Linked DNA regions of Mus musculus: region 1 is linked to region 2. Evidence: chromatin contacts called from ENCODE POLR2A ChIA-PET data. All regions are on one chromosome and are shown on one strand. Each heading gives the region's core, a stretch centred on a gene start or an enhancer-like site at or near the end of the contact. The rest is flanking DNA. Distances are from core to core; before and after follow the strand shown. Region 1 holds the start of Dnah2 (dynein, axonemal, heavy chain 2). Region 2 holds the start of Kdm6b (KDM1 lysine (K)-specific demethylase 6B).

The links. ChIA-PET counts read pairs that join two places held with the same protein, here RNA polymerase II (POLR2A).
Region 1: POLR2A ChIA-PET joins it to region 2 with 26 read pairs in embryonic stem cell. The contact joins the promoter of Dnah2 here to the promoter of Kdm6b in region 2. POLR2A ChIA-PET finds 5 or more read pairs at or near these places in 4 of 5 experiments (Patski and embryonic stem cell).

Annotation. Positions count from the first base shown.
Region 1 is chr11:69,544,970-69,550,686 of GRCm38, reverse strand. Dnah2 (dynein, axonemal, heavy chain 2) reads left to right here and starts at 1,579. Exons shown (of 86, transcript NM_001081330.1): 1 at 1,579-1,695.
Region 2 is chr11:69,413,451-69,418,729 of GRCm38, reverse strand. It overlaps Kdm6b (KDM1 lysine (K)-specific demethylase 6B), which reads left to right and starts at 2,536. Exons shown (of 24, transcript NM_001017426.2): 1 at 2,536-2,713; 2 at 5,057-5,197. Gm51903 (a long non-coding RNA gene) reads right to left here and starts at 3,217. Exons shown (of 2, transcript XR_003949708.1): 1 at 2,946-3,217.

The DNA of each region.
Region 1 (5,717 bases), core at 330-2,829, 130 kb before region 2:
AGGGAAGGGAAGGGATGGGAAGGAAAGAGAAAGAAGCCCTTGCTTGGTCTCTCTACCCCCTTGTTTCCTGTGTGTATACAGTAGTTGTTCTTACTCAAGGAGTTTTTAAGCCCGAGGAGGGTAAAGATGATGTTTCAAGCTTTTGGAAGCCTAAGACATAAAATCCTGAGCAGGAAGCTGAGTGTGGGGTAGCAAGAATTTGTTATCCCAGCACTTGTGAGGTGTTGAGGGCAGAGGCTTGTGAGTTTGAGGCCAGTGTAACCTATGAAGCGAAACCCTATTTCAAATACACAACACAATGAAACACATCCAGCGAGGGCGAGCAGAGCAGAACTAAGGGAAACAAGTAGGCTAGGGACCCAGATGCCTAAGCTGCCCTTCCCAACTGTGGAAGGAAGGTCGGTGGAGCTTGGCCATCCTGGGGGCGGAGCTGCAGAAGCACAGGCTTGGCTAGCCTTTGCAGTTTAAGAGATACAACTTTCACCTGTTCAGAGTATGGTCTGTGTTGGGGAGTGTTAGCGATAGGAGAAGGGGTAAGGAGTTGCAGTAGAAATTTCTTTCTTTCTTTCTTTCTTTTTTTTTAAATGTGTGTTTATGTGCGTGTGGTAGGGAGCGTTTGTGCAGGCCGTGGCATGCGCATAGAGGGCAGGGGCCAAGTTGCCAGGGTCTGTTCTACCGCGTGGCTCCACAGGATGGAACATTGCTTCTCAGGCTTTGCAGCAGGTGCCTTAACTCGCTGAGCCAACACACAAGACTGCAATAAAAATATCTGGTGGATAATGTTTGATGTTGCAAACTGAGATTTAAGTTAGAATGAAATGTGGGGCTTCTTCCTAACGGGAAAGTGGGCACCCACAGACTCGGGTCTCCCCCTTCCCAGGAAGATGTTCAAGGTCTGCAGGCAGGCGGGGGAAAGAGATGTGGGGTGGTTCGGAGGCAGGGTACTGGCTTGCCTGGACTTGGGGTGATAAGTAGGGCAAGAAAGAAAGACACAGAATGAATGGCCACTACTGAGTACAAGAGTCACGTATGTGGCAGGGCAGGTGTCCGGAGGGAGTTCAAAACAACCAGGTTCGAGGCAGCTGTGATTCTCATGAGGGAATTGAAGCAGTCCGTTTCCTGGTTCTCTATCAGGAACTTAGGCATCAGCTCCCCCAGTGGCACTGACTGGTGGGGTGGGGGTGCCCACGAGCAGCCTCAGGGGGCAGCAGCTGGTGAGTGGGGAGGAATCTGTGTGCTCAGCAAACAGCAGCCTTCGTGCGCACGGGCTTCCTCCTCCCTCATCAATCAGCCACAGCCAAATGTCCCTGCATTCCCACCACCCCAAGGGGACTGGGGCTGGGCCAGGGTCCCCAGGGGAGTGAGAAGGGGATGGATGTGGGGAGCCGGGGTGGGGCTTCGGTTTCCACCCATTGGCCCGAGTTCTCTTTGGAAGCCCTCAGTTCTTCTTGTCATGGAATGACTCTTTCCTGGCTCATGCCACTGGAGGGGGGTGGCCTCAGCTACAAATCACCTGTGGGGGGGCTGCTGGTGGGGAAAGGGGGCAGAGAGATGAGTCAGGGTTGTTGAAGAATCCACTCTGGTTCTCACGGAACTGGTCCAGGGCAGGGTCAGCAGGGCGGTTGCTGGCACAGAGGCCCCGTCTCCCACACTGATCCCTCTCTCCTAATGGATACTCAGGTCAGCCAGTGGCGGGTAAGACCCTGACCCCTTGAACATCTGTCCTTCCAGCTTCTCCTAGCACCCACCTTATTCCCTGCTTCTCACGAAGATCTAGAGGTATGGCACCCACCTCATCCAAAGTTTGCTATTACCCACGGGGGTTGGAGGGTGGGGGTAGGGGGCTGTGACTTCTAGGTCTTAGCTTCTGGCTCCCTCTCCCTCTCAGCCCTTACACCCCTCAGGGACCCAGGCGTCCTGCCCACTCCCTTTACCATAGCAACCATTCTTCTTGGAGTTGCTTAAGACTTTAATATCATTTCATTAAGTCAGTAAGTTCAGAGAAGGTTGGGAGCACAAAGGGACTAGGACTGGGCCCAAAAGGACCAAGGTAGGGGGGAAGAAGGACCGAGGCCCCTCTTCTCCGTGGAGATGGCTCTGAGAAATCAAATATTGACAGTGGGAGAACAGACCTTATTAAATCTGGGACAGGGGTGTGTGTGGGTGACTGTGGGAATGGCCGGGTGCCTGGGTTCTGAGGGTGATAAGGCTCTGGGAGGAGAGAAACGCCTATAGTTGAGGTGGCCCAGGCTAAGGGACCGATCTCAGGGTACAACTGCTCAGTCCCTTTCCTTTGGGATGTGCTTAGACTTGCTACTCTGGTTGTTTCTCAGCTGTCCCCTACAGCCCCTAGGGACAAGCATCCCATCACAGCTGTGGCTGCGCCCCCCCCCTCCCTTTACCTCCACCTCTGCTGATGAGCTTCAGCGGCGTTTAATCGGATTGAGCAGTAATTAGCAAAGCAAGATGTTTGATTACCTATTTAGCATAATGTGGGGGGCTGGGATCCCTAGGCACAGCCACCGTTGAGAGGGGAGTCAGAAGAGAAAAAGGGTCTATGCAAAGTTCCTTTCCCTGAGGGATTTATGAACCTGCCCTTGAGGATCCCCATCCCAAGCCTCCCCACAAATTTTCAGTCCTTTGGGACTTTTCCCTCGGGATTCTGACCAGTCACATCACCCCTCTTTACCATCTGGCTGGAAGATTACCTATGAGTTCCATCCCAGCCCCGTGTACTGTGCAGCTGTTGGTTTTAGGGTGTGGCGCAGCCTCTTTCCTTCAGTCCCTGCTCTCTCAGCAACAGGAGTCTGGGCTGGGCCAAAGACCACACAAATCAGAGCTCAGAAACTCATCTTCAGGATAATGGCGGCAGCTAGATGTGGCAGCACACCCCCATAATTCCAGCACCCAAGAGGCAGAGGCAAGACTCAAAGTTTGAGAGTTTGAGGCCAGCTTGAGCTACATGGCGAACGGGGAAGGTGTTGGTATTGGTGTTGGTGTAAGTAAGAGAGGAATGGTCGATTATGGAAGTGGTGGCTTGGGTCAGGGTGTAGATAAATGCATTGGCTTCCAGGAGTACCAGGGACTGCCACTTCCGGCAGGACCAGACTGGCTAAATGAGACCTGTCAGGTGTGAAAATGGTAGAACTGAGGTGCCAGCGTCTCTTCATATCCAGCAAAGAAAATGTCATCAATTTAGCTCCTCATGGAAATGTAATCAGTGGGCTCGCTGCTGGCTTTGTCTTAATTAGGCACTATTGATGGAAGCAGGGAGGGCGCCTCCCTATTCCCATGATTCTGCTTCCTCGTGGCATTTCCCACGTCTCCCCAAAGCGTCTTGCGACCTCGGGTACAGCTGTCTTTTCCACCTTCCAGCCACCAGGACACGCAGCGCCCCCTAGCACCCACTCAGTTCTGCCCCTCCAATGATCTCCAAGCTGCTCTGGGACGCAGCCTTTGTTCTTATGGAGAGCAAAGCTCCTCCCAGGCCGGGTCACCTTCCCCAGGGGAGTCCCCGCCTCTCGTTTGCCCCCCAAACCAGCAACGCTTTTCAAAGCCAATCCTCAGATTAAAAAAAAAAAAAAAATTCCAGTTCCAGCCTTCACCCGTTCCCCCCCGCCCCCGCCCCGTGCCTCCCAGCAATCCTAGACCCCAATCCGGGCTAAGAAGCGGGAGCAGCGGGAGGGCAGGGGTGCTCCAGCCCCGGTTTTTCCCCTGGACCCAGCTGCAGCCCTGGCTGTTTGGAAATCCTGGAGAGTTTTCTAGAAGGTGAACGAGTCTCGCAGGCGGGACCCCGAGCGCCACCTGCTGGACCCGTGCAGGCCGGAGCCCACACACCTGGGGGCCGGGGTCGGGCGTTTGGGTCCCCCTGTCTTTTCCACATCCTGCGAGACCGTGTCTCATTGTTTTCAGTCCCAGCTCTTCCAGCATAGTCCTCAAATCCAGGCGGGAGCCGTCCCCCGCACCTTCGGCTCCCAGATTTAGTAGCTCTCGAAACCCTAGCCGCGCCCCCCCTTGCCCTTTAGTCTCAGATCCACGCGGGAAAGACTCTCGTGGGGTGGGGCCGCGGAGCAGTGCGCCTGCGCAGTGTCCGCAGACCCGCCACTTACTCTCCCGGCCCCGAGTTGCCATGGCGACGCGTGCATGCAGGCGCGGGCCTGGGAGGGCCACGCGGGGCAGCTTCTTGGTTGGTGTGACCCAACCGTCTGTCTAGGGAGGAGAGGGTCGACCTTGTGAGGTGTGTGTCGGGACAGAGGGAAGGAAAGAATGCTGGGGAGAAGGGGGCAGCTGTAGGGGAGGAGCAGCAGCCGAGCTGGGGTGGTTGTAGGGGGAGAGGGGAGCAAGGAACATTTGTGACTGGGAAGAAGAAGGGCAATTCGGGGTGCAGTGAAGGGGGAACAGTTGTGTGGGCAAGAAGTTGTGAGGGAGACTGCCTACTGGTGACCAGTTTGAGGAGCAAGCGGGCCCTGAGGTATTTCCAGTAACCCCAGTGAGCCCCAGGCTGGAACAGTGTCTCCCGGTGTCTGCAGTGTGGTTTCTGTCTCCAGAGGCTCCAGTGTGAGGCTTAGGGGAGCTAGATGCTTCCCCCTGAGGCTGATGGAGGAAACCGCGCTCTTGTAGTTGGTTTTATTGATTTGTTGGCCTAACAGAACGTTTTTCCTTGGAGCAAAGTACAAATCCTTCAAGTTTGAAATTCATAACCCGGTGATCAATGCCTGTGGCAGCCTGTGGGGATGAGGCAAGGCAGCCACAGGTGGCTGCCAGGCTCTTGAGGAGGAAGAGGGAGCGCCCAGCATTCTACAGTGTGTTCAGGAGATTCTGTGCTCCTGACTTAGTTGCTTTTTTTTTTTTTTTTTGCCCACTGGGTCTTCCTCATGTCCTCAGTTTCTTTTTTTTCACCATTGCATAATTTGACATTCATTACTGGGTGGCTTTTGTCCTTCTTGGTTGTTCCTAAGGACATTTGGAATCTGGTGATCCTGAAATTGTGTACTTAGCATAGACTCAACCAACAGGCCTAAGAAACCACAGTCCACACTAACCAGGCTCCCCACCTCTAAGCAATTAAAGACTAAAGAGACTTGTGCACACGGTCTTTGTTTAAGGCTGCTGAGATCTCAGTGTGGTGGGAAGAACATTTTTTTTTTTAAGTGAGGAGGAGAGGAGCTACATAGGAAAATCATCTGGGTTTGCCTCAGTGACTTGACACAGTAACAGCGACGATGGTGGCAATCACCGGGACTGTGCCTTCTCTTATTCAGGAGACTGCAGGATAGTGTAGCTGAAGGCCTGGGTGAACATAGACGTTTTCCATAACCTCCCTTAGTGCGGTTTCTGATATATATATATGTGTGTGTGTATGTGTGTATGTGTATGTATGTGTGTGTGTGTATATATATATATATATATTTAATGTATATGTACATATATATGTATGCAAACGTGTGTAGATACCCAAAGAAGGGAGTCAGATCACTAGGAACTGGAGTTACAGACAGTTGTGAGTCACCTGGTGCTGGGGAACCAAACTCTTGTGGTCCTGACGAGGAGAAAGCTATCTTTTCAGTTCCTGTGTCTGTTATTTGTTTATTCCTAATGGCTTATGAGACCTTGATTTCCCCTACTTGCAGTTTGTGTGTGTGTATGTGTGTGTGTGCATGCCGTGGTGTGTACTTGCAGGGCAGAGAACACTTGTGCATGTGCACTCTATACCACAT
Region 2 (5,279 bases), core at 1,287-3,786:
GGTTTGCGCTCTTTAGCCGGGTGTCGACTGTTAATGTCAGCCTCTCGAGGGAAGGCCCGCTACCTGTGTTCCCCACCGCCACCCCCAGCTGGCGCCCCAAGCTCCCAGGTGGGCTGGGCGGAGCTGTGGTTTCCGGCCCCCTAGGCTCAGCCGCGGCTTTCCCGAGCTCCGGCAAAGGGTGTTTCCACAAAAGAAAGGGAGTGGGTACAAGCACCCCTTCCCGAGGCTTAACCCACCCAGGCCTAGCTGCAGTTAGTGACAGGGCAGGACACTGTGAGAAGCCCCTTGTGGTCCCGGTGACTTTCTAGGCCAGAGGGTCATTACGCCTATTTTCTTTTTTTCTTGTAAATTCCTGCTTTTGATAGGCAAACCAGACCTTCCTCTTCCCTTCCTTAACATTTCCTCCTCGCACGCTCTGGCGTTCTTTACACCTCCCTTGGCTCCTTTCGGGCTGTCCCCGTCTCCACTCGTCCTTTTCTGCTTCTCCAGAGGGTTATATAACTCTTCCTCTCCGCGTGTCCTGATTTCAACTCCACAGACTCCGCCCTGGAACGGCGCGGGAGGGGCGGGAGAGTTGGGGACCCAGACAGATTCCGGCTGGCGGCCAGCTGGGGCACAAGGGATCCTGCAGATAGCAGACGGAGTCCCGCGGGACTTGGTTGGTGCCCCGTCCCTTAGTCTCCCGCCCCTAACCCGGGATCAAGCCCAGAAGAAAGAAGGCACAGTATTTCCGAGGGGCGTGTCGGGACAGTCAGAAATGTGGGTTGGGAGGTCAAGGCTGGAGGCTGAGAGGAGGAGGCAGGCGAATGACCGGATTCCCTAGGATTGGTTCTGCTGGGGTTAACAGAGATAAAAGCAGGACGCCTGGGTTCCCTCCTTCGTCTCCTTTTTGGGTTCCCAGAATTCCTAAAGCTATTTTCTCAGGAAATTTAGCCAGCTAGCAGCTTCTTCGCCCTGGTAGGAGTCAAAGGTCTGTGTTCGAGGTGGCCTGGGATGATGTCACCAGTGCACGTGCCCCGGGACGGTTGCCAGGCAATGCGATCTCCTCCCCTTTCCATTCCCTCCCACCTCTGCCCAGAGTCCCGTTCCAGTCCCGTGCCATCTCTTTCTCCTTTCCTTTCCCTTGGCATTAGCATCCTGCAGGTGGGAAACCCTGGCCTGGAGTTTCGTGAAGGGGGAGGGGCGCGGGTGTGGTGTGGCCTGAAAGACTTTGCCCCTTTGCTGGCTTGAGAGAATTCTGGGTCTTCCCCCCCCTTCTTTTTCCTAGATTGCCATGGAAAAACTTCCTCTCCAGTCCCCACTACCACTACCACCCCCCGTACTCCCTCCCGCGCGCCCTTGGAAGTGTCTCCTGAAGTCTTTTTAGTTTCCCACCTGCTGCATGGCCCAGTGTCAGGTTGCCCCTTTCCCAGCTTGAGCTGAAGTGGGTGTAGTTGCAAGACAGCTGCCCCTAAGAGAGGAGCTGTATGTGGGTATACACACCAGCCCATCCCTGCGACTCCCGTCACCTCCTCTTACCAAACTGAGGAGAAAGAGTTAGGCTGAAAAGTCAAGGTCTTTATCTGTGTAGGTAGGTGGATCAGCTTCTGGTATTGCCCACTTTTGAGAGAGAAGTCCAGTGATAGTTATGGCTGCCCTCTGTTAAATCTTGGAGTTGGTGATGGTATTACAGAGTCTCCTTTCTTGTGCCTAAGAATGTGGATTGTCGGCTCAAACCTGGATTCTAACCCCAGCTCTGCCACTAAATGGGACTCGGGAAAAGTCACAACCTTGCAGAACCTCCTATCTGCAATCTGGGACATTTAAATATCAATACCTACCTTCTAGCTGATGGGAGGGGGCAGTGAAATAATTTATGCAAAGCATTTAGCACAGTGGTTGGTATAAAATTAATACCGAATGAGTATCAGAAAATACATATTATTAAATGTTGTTAGTTATTATAGTGGGTGGACCTGTTTCTAAAGTAGCCCTCACAGGGGATTGGTTAAAGAGTGGAGAATTCTGCTACCTGGAGTGTGTGTTGTGTGTGTGTGTGTGTGTGGGGGGGGGGTGTCAGGGATTAGCATCGACTACTTTATGTACCTTATTTGATGTGGGCTTTAGCCAGATTTGTATTGCTTTCTTTAGGTTTATTTTTCCCCTCCTTAAAAAAAAATAGCTAAGACTATATTCCTTTGGCTGTTAAAATAATTACGTTGTAGCTTGTGATTTTCAAGCGATACTCTGGTTCCCTCCCATGTTGCTCTCTGGAGCCTTTCATTTTGCAAAGGGACTCCACAGTTTCCCTAGCGGGGACATGGCTAGGCTAAAGGGGTGTGTAAAAGGTTGGGGTGGGTGGGTGGGTGGAGAGAGACTAGTGGGGGGAGGCTGGGGGAGCGGGTAGTTAAAGGAAGAGACCGGAAGGGAGGAGGAGGGAGCCTGCTGGTGGGGAGGGAGGGGAGGAGGAGGAGGTGGAGGAGGAGGAGGAGGACGAGGAGGAGGAGGAGGGAGGGAGGGGGTTGGGGAGAGCCTGCTACAGTTCTTTGTTTGACTCCGGGACTCAGGGACGGGGAGGAGGAGGGAGGGAGGCAGAGGCTGCAAGCGCCGGGGCAGGCCCAGGAGGCAGAGGAGGGACCGTCTCCCCCGCCCCCCAGCCCCCACTCCCCCCCCTGCTGCTTCCCCCTCCCTACCCGGACTCTGGGGGCACCGCCGGGGGACAGACACCCAGCAGGTAACCCTGGCCTGGCTCTCCCTCCCCCTGTCTGATTTTCTTCCACACCCTCCCGGACGACCCCTTTCCGTCTCCCCGATTTCCCGGGCCTTGCCTTTCCCCCCCAGCCCTCCTTGTTCCATTTCTGCGAGTTGGGCTTGTCGCCTGCTGGCTCCGCCACCCTCCGTCTCGTGCAGCCTGACTCCCTTCCCCCCACCCCACAGTGTGTGCTCCCCTGTTCTGCCCGAGGCACCTTTTGGGGTTCTGTCTCAATGTTTCTTAGGCTGGCTTCTTCCGACCAGTCTCATGGGGCTCTGAGGAAGGAGGGAGTCCTTATTCTTTAATGGCTCCCCCCAGTCTCCCTTGCCCCATTCTCCTCGTAGCAGTCTCTAGGGGTGAGAGAAAACCGGAATTTGGGGCCTGATGGAGAGGCAGGGGGGCTGTGTGTTGCTGGAGACAGGGACAGTGAGTGTGTGAGGAGGGGGTGGGGATTTGTTAGAGACCAGGCTGCCTCTCTGATGTCCCTTTAAATGGCCCTTACATATCTGGGGGTTAGGGGGTGGGGTGGTGGCAAGCTGCCTGCCTGGGGGGCAGGGCCCTTGGTTTGTCCACACCGTCAGGGGTGGAAATGATTTAAAGGGACAGCCTTGGTGTGGCCACTGCCACCCTGTGCTGGCAGGAGGGGGAGCTGGCAGGCTATGTCTACAGAGGCTTGGCTGGTGAGCAGGGCATTTGAGGCTGTCTGGGACTGGGCCTCAGGTCTCCAGTCCAGTTACTGTGGCTGGAAAAGTGCAAGAAGGGGTTGACAGCCTGCCCTGAGGGTGCTCAGTCTAGGCTTTCTTCAGAACCCCATGGGTGAGCCCTTTGACTCCATGACCAAGAATCTGTGAGTCTGAACTACAGAACCTGTGGGCCAGAACCAGGTGGGGGCCACTGGCAGATCCGCAGGTCAGTAGGGTGACCTGGGTACTTTAGAGCTGGCCCCTTCAGCTTCCCCTTTTGTTGTTTGGTTCTTTGCACAAGAAGGCCCCAGCCCCTCCTCCTCATGCACATGCCCCCCCACCCCCACCCCAGCTGTTGGGCAGATGAATTACAGCCTCCTGCTTGGGGCCAAGGCTGGTAAGGGATTAAAGTTCTGAGGTTGGCCCTTTAAATGGCTGTTGGCCCTCCCCCACTCTGGTGTCCAGACACCCATCACATACCCTTCTGACCCCCTTGGTCTGGCCTGCAACCCTCCCCCCCTCTATAGGCTAGCCTACCCCGTAGCCACAAATTCTATCAACTGCTGGGTAAGCACCTTAGTCCTGAATTTGCTTCCCTGTCCAGAAGGGTCCAGCCTCTAGCATCTTTTCTCCAGAAGGTCCTAGCCAATCCAGTTTTCTCAGCTCGCTGCTGACCACTGTTCCTTAAGGGCCTTGCTTAGGTCAGAAATAACACTTCCCTGGGGGCAGTGTCATCAGCAGGCACAAAAGCTTGCAGTGCATTGCATCATGGAGGCCAGAGGCCTAAGTCTCTGGGGCAGGGGGAAAGATGGGGGCTGGAAGGCCAGGAAATGGAGAGGCCAGGTAGAGAGCCCGTGTGTCTGGGTCCTGGAGAAAACACTGGTCCCCAAGGAGTGAGTCTGAGGTGAGGGTTGACTGAGGCCTAACTCCTGCTATCAACACCTGAGTCTTGGCCCTAGACTTGTAGTAATATACCTAGCTCTTTGTATCTAAGGATTAGGAGGGAAGAGAGTGGGCCCCTGTCACCTCCTTGGGCCACATGGAGGAAGGAGGTGATGGGGAAACAGGATATGGTTTTGGAGGTGACATGGAGGGAGCCTGCTGCAGAGGCTACTTCCTAGCTCAGGCCCAGTCACAGCTCTTGCGGAGGAAGAAGGCTCCTCCCTGTTGGGCCCGTTCATCTTGTCTGACCACCTGTGCCGCTTGCCAGAACCTGCCTACACCAGCCTAAGGGAACTGGAAGGGTCAGAGTCCAAAAGGTGGTGTTGACTATCTGGTGTCTTGTTAGGGTTGGAGGTAGCAGAACTGAAGGCCTAGGGTCCACATGCCCTGGGGGCAGGAACTAAGGTTGCTTGACAGTAGATGTCCCCTGTAGCTGGGCCTGAGCCAGAATATCAGTCTAGTCAGAAAAGGGCGACGTGGGTTGGTACTGAGGTGCCACCCTATGCTTCCTTACTACCTGAACCAGGCTGCTTCCTAAAGGAAAGGTTGGAAGATGGCTTTTTTCCAGGTTGCCATGGAAACCGAATCTCCCATCTCATCTGACCTCTAGAGCCTGGTTTCTCAATGAGGGGGACCAGGAAGGAAGGGAACTCCTCTATCTTGGGAGATCCCATCTCTAACTGAAATTGTTTTCTTTTAGGTTCCCCCAGGCACCATGTCAGCCTCATAGCAGGACCCACCCCACGACTTCTGCTGTAGCCCATAGGACCCACCCCACTTCTGCTGTAACCCACTGCTGGAGTGCTTGTTCCATGAGACAGTCCACTTCCAACTCCATCTGGTAAGCTTGGCTGCTGTCACCTCCGTCCCCCACGTCCAACTCTTCACCGCATGTTTGGAAATCTTTGCTCTGATCTGGTTCA